Linked DNA regions of Homo sapiens: region 2 is linked to region 1. Evidence: read pairs that join two places in POLR2A ChIA-PET (ENCODE). Cell type or tissue: OCI-LY7. All regions are shown on one strand.

Region 1 (2,500 bases):
TAACCTTGAACTCCTGGGCTTAAGTGATCTTCCTGCCTCAGGACCCTGAGTAACTGGGACTACAGGCCCAAGCCACTGTGCCTGGCTAATTTTTTAATTTTTTTTTTTTTGTAGAGATGGGGTCTTGCTATGTTGCCTAGGCTGGTCTTGAACTCCTGACCTCAAGTGATGCTCTCACCCTGGCCTCCTAAAGTGCTAGGATTACAGGCCATTTCAACTATTTTTTGTTTGTTTGTTTGTTTTGGTTTTTGAGACGGAGTCTGGCTGTGTCGCCCAGGCTGGAGTGCAGTGGTGCGATCCCGGCTCACTGCAACCTCTGCCTCCTGGGTTCAAGCGATTCTCCTGCCTCAGACTCCCAAGTAGCTGGGACTACAGGCATGCGCCACCACACCTGGCTAATTTTTGTACTTTTAGTAGAGATGGGATTTCACCATGTTGGCCAGGCTGGTCTGGAATTCCTGACCTCAGGTGATCTGCTCGCTTCGGCCTCCCAAAGCGCTGGGATTACAGGCGTGAGTCACCGCGCCCAGCATTTCAACAATTTTTTAAGTGTACAGTTCATTGGCACTAAGTTCTTGAGTTTTAAGAGTGGATTCTGGGCTGGGCGCGGTGGCTTGTGCCTGTAATCCCAGCACTTTGGGAGGCCGAGGCGGGCGGATCATGGGTCAGGAGATCGAGACCATCCTGGCCAACATGGTGAAACCCTGTCTCTACTAAAATACAAAAAAATTAGCTGGATGTGGTGGCACTTGCCTGTAGTCCCAGCTACTCGGGAGGCGGAGGCAGGGGAATTGCTTGAACCCGGGAGGTGGACGTTGCAGTGAGTCAAGATTATGCCACTGCACTCCAGCCTGGCGACAGAGCGAGACTCTGTCTCAAAAAAAAAAAAAAAAAAAAAAAAGTGCATTCTGGAAGATTCAGGAACCTGACTGAACAAAATGACTCTTGCCTTTTGATGGCTTTTTACACCTGCAAAGTACTTTCCCACCTAGACCTCACAATTTCGTGAGGCAGGTGTCATTATCTCCATTTTGTAGATGAGAAAAACAACACCGAGAGAGGGTGAGGTTGACCCAGGCCCACATAGCACCTAAAATGATTGAATTTTGTGGTTGAATTTTGACAGAGGATGTATCTGTGAGAAAAAACATCTGTTATAGCAGAAAACTCTCAAACGACCTAGTTTAAATAAGATATAAAGTGCTTTCTGTCTCACATCAGAGGAGGCTGGGGTTAGGAGGTTCAGGAGAGGTATGCTGGCCTGGATTGTCACTGGGAAACCAAGGCTTCTTCAGCTCTGCACTGGCCCATCCTAAGGCTGCTGCCCTTATCCTCCTTATCCAGGGTGGCTGCTGGAGGTCCCGCCTTCATGCCTGAAGTCCGGCCAGTAGGAAGGAGCAAAGAGAGGGAGCCCTGTCCTTTGAGGGAGACTTCCCAGAGTTCCCACACATTGCTTGTGCTGACATCTTGGGCAAATGACCACATGACCACACCTGGCTTGCAAAGAGGCTGGGAAATGTAGCTGTTTAACAAGAATACTGACAAAAAGCAAGGTTTTGTTTCTGAGGCAGGAGGGAAAAGAAGGTGGGCAAACAGCAGTTTCTACACTAGACAGGGGAAAGACGTGGGATTCTAAGGAACCTTCACCTTAAATTACTTCATTTACTTACTATATACTATTTTTTTTTCTTGTATACAGAGTCTCACTCTGTCACCCCGGCTGGAGTGCAGTGGTGCTATCTCGGCTCACTGCAACCTCTCCTTCCCAGGTTCAAGTGATTCTTGTGCCTCAGCCTCCCAGGTAGCTGTGATTACAGGTGCTTGCCACCACATCCTGCTAAATTTTTTTTGCATTTTTTAGTAGAGACAGGGTTTCGCCATGTTGGCCAGGCTGGTCTGGAACTCCTGGACTCAAGTGATCCACCGGCCTTGGCCTCCCAAAGTGCTGGAGTTAGGGCATGAGCCACCGCGCCCGGCCACCATACACTTAAAGTTAAATGGGTGCCAGAGGTGAGTGAACAGGTAGGAGACGTGAACTCGCCCTCTTGTGAGAGCAGTAGCTGTGATCTCACTAGGCACTCTCTGGCCAGACACATTATTTCTTTTTATTTTATTCCTTTCTTTTTTTGCATTCCTTATTTCATTCATCTTAATTTTCCCTGAATCTCTTAGTTTTTCTTCTCCTGTTGTCTTTTTGTTTTAAAAAAATGAGTATAGAATACATACAGCAAAGTGTATCTAGTAGGCTAATATTAAATGCATAGTGATACATTTTTGCATAGGTTTGCACCCATGGGACCCCTACTGGGATCATGGAGAAGGTGTCTGATTCACTTTATGAGAAACTGCCAACAAACTCAAAGTGAGATAGTACTTTATCCTTACTAGGATGGTTACAATTAAAAGGACACGGTCAGTGTTGGAGGGGATGTGGAAAAATCAGAACCTTCGCGCACTGCTGGTGGGAATGTGAAATGGTTTGCTTGCTTTAGAAAACAGT
Region 2 (2,500 bases), 780 kb after region 1:
CTCCACCCATGATCTTCTCTAATTCAACAAATGGAAACTCCATCATCCTCTCGTTCAGGCCAAATACTTCGGAGCACCCTTGACTCTTCTCTCCCACCTTCCACCCCATCCAATGTGCCAGCAAATCTTCTCATTTCTACCTTCAAAATGTCTCTACCCAAATCCAACTACTTCACTCTCTCTCCCATACAACCAAGCACCATGGCGCAAGTCACCGTCGTCTCTTGCTAGGACTCTTGCAGTAGCCTGCTCGCTGGTCCCAGCTTCCTGTTCTTACTGCCCTTCAATCTACTCTGTGCAGTCCTGTTAAGACAAAAGCTCTCCCCACCCCAAATCCTCCACTGTACCACTTTGCACTCACAGGGATGGCTGCAATCACAAAAATGGAAAATGATGAGGGCTGGCGAGGATGTGGAGGAATTGGAAGCCTCACGCACTGCTGGTGGGAAGGGTACAATTGTGCAGCTGCTCTGAAAACCAGTCCAGCATCTCCTCAAAAGGAACACAGAGTCAACTTATGGCCAAGCAATATACCCGAAAGAAATGAAAACAGACCAGGCACAGTGGCGCACACATTTAGTCCCAGCACTTTGGGAGGCTGAGGCAGGCAGATCACTTAAGCCCAGGAGTTCAAGGCCATCCTGGGCAACATAGTGAGACACCGTCTCTACAAAAAAAAATACAAAAATTAGCCGGACATGGTGGCATGTGCCTGTATTCCCAGCTACTTAGGAGGCTGGGGTGGGAAAAGCACTTGAGCCCAGAAGATCAAGGCTGCTGTGAGCCATCATGGCGCCACTGCACTCCAGCCTGGATGACAAAGCAAGACCCTGTCTCAAAAAAATAAAAAATAAAAATAAATAAAAAAGAAATGAAAAATATGCTCTCACAAAAACTTGCACAATATTCATTACAGTCAAAAAGTTGAAAAGCCTGGGTGTGGTGGCTCACGCCTGTAATCCCAACACTTTGGGAGGCCGAGGCAGGCAGGTCACTTGAGGTCAGGAGTTCGAGACCAGCCTGGCCAAGATGGTGAAACCCCCTCTCTACTAAAACTACAAAAATGAGCTGGACGTAGTGGCACAAGCCTGTAGTCTCAGCTACTTGGGTGGCTGAGGCACGAGAATTGCTTGGGGAATCCAGGAGGTGGAGTTTGCAGTGAGCTAAGATCGCTCCACTGCACTCCAGCCTGGGCGAGAGAGCAAGACTCTATCTCAATTTAAAAAAAAAAAAAAAAGGCCAGACGCAGTAGCTCACGCCTGTAATCCCAGTACTTTGGGAGGCCAAGGGGGGGCGGATCACAACGTCAGGAGATCGAGACCATCCTGGCTAACACGGTGAAACCCCGTCTCTACTAAAAAATACAAAAAATTAGCCGGGCGTGGTAGTGGGCGCCTGTAGTCCCAGCTACTCGGGAGGCTGAGGCAGGAGAATGGCGTGAACCCAGGAAGCAGAGCTTGCAGCGAGCCAAGATTGTGCCACTGCACTCCAGCCTGGGCAACAGAGTGAGATTCCATCTCAAAAAAAATAAATAAATAAAAAGTAGACACGACCCAATATCCATTAAGTGATGAATGAACAAATAAAATGTGATGTATCCCTACAATAGAGTATCATTTGTCCATAAAAAGTAATGGAGCACCAGCACACACTACAACATGGATGATCCTTGAAAACATGATGCTAAGTGAGAGAAGCCAGGCACAAAAGGTCACGCATGACATGATTCCACTTACAAGAAATGTCCAGGCTGGGCACAGTGGCTCATGCCTGTAATCCCAACATTTTAGGAGGCTGAGGCAGGCAGATCACTTGAGGTCAGGAGTTTGAGATCAGCCTGGCCAACATGGCAAAACCCCATCTTTACTAAAACTACAAAAGTTAGCCAGGCCTGGTGGCATGAGCCTGTAGTCCCAACTACTCGGGAGGCTGAGGCATGAGAATCGCTTGAACTCTGGAGCTGGAGGTTGCAGTAAGCCAAGATCGTGCCACTGCACTCCAGCCTCGGCGAGAGAACGAGACTCCATCTCAAAAGAAAAGGAAGGGAGGGAGGAAACGTCCAGAGATCGGCAAATCCACAGAGACAGAAAGAAATAGATTCGTGATTGCCCCTCTGCATGGAGTGGCAGGGAGAGGAGGGAATAACTGCTAATGGTGATGGGGTTTCTTTTTTGGGTCATAGAAATGTTCTGCAATTAGGTCACGGTGATGTCTGCACAACACAGTAAATATACTAAAAGCCAACAAACTATATACTTTAAAATCATACATTTATACATGAATTATATACCAATTTTTTTTTCTTAGAGACAGGGTCTCACTCTGTCATCCAGGCTAGAGTGCAGTGGTGGGACCATAGCTCACTGCAGCCTCCAACTCCTGGGCCTCAGGGATCCTCCCGCCTCAGCCTCTTGAGTAGCTGGGACTACAGATGGGCACCACCATGCCTGGCTTCTATTTTTTGAGTCCTCCCTCATCTTCTACCTGCTCAGAAAACACC

The links. ChIA-PET counts read pairs that join two places held together with the same protein. Peaks named below come from ENCODE experiments on the same cell type or tissue, not always from the same donor. Only the 100,000 strongest peaks of a DNase experiment are listed, where the experiment ranks them.
Region 2: POLR2A ChIA-PET joins it to region 1 with 6 read pairs; 1 of 35 experiments calls an interaction of 5 or more read pairs at or near these places.

The regions. Positions count from the first base shown.
Region 1 is chr20:51,587,552-51,590,051 of GRCh38, reverse strand. No RefSeq gene overlaps it. Among named protein-coding and RNA genes, the nearest start is that of NFATC2, 46 kb to the right of the region's middle. In OCI-LY7, no CTCF peak of the experiment used is centred here; no DNase peak of the experiment used is centred here.
Region 2 is chr20:50,811,171-50,813,670 of GRCh38, reverse strand. The region is part of intron 1 of BCAS4 (breast carcinoma amplified sequence 4); the gene reads right to left. Among named protein-coding and RNA genes, the nearest start is that of BCAS4, 17 kb to the right of the region's middle. RefSeq lists a silencer at 1,274-1,323. In OCI-LY7, no CTCF peak of the experiment used is centred here; DNase peaks (open chromatin) are centred at 250, 1,130 and 2,006; H3K4me3 peaks cover 2,202 bases; H3K27ac peaks cover 2,500 bases.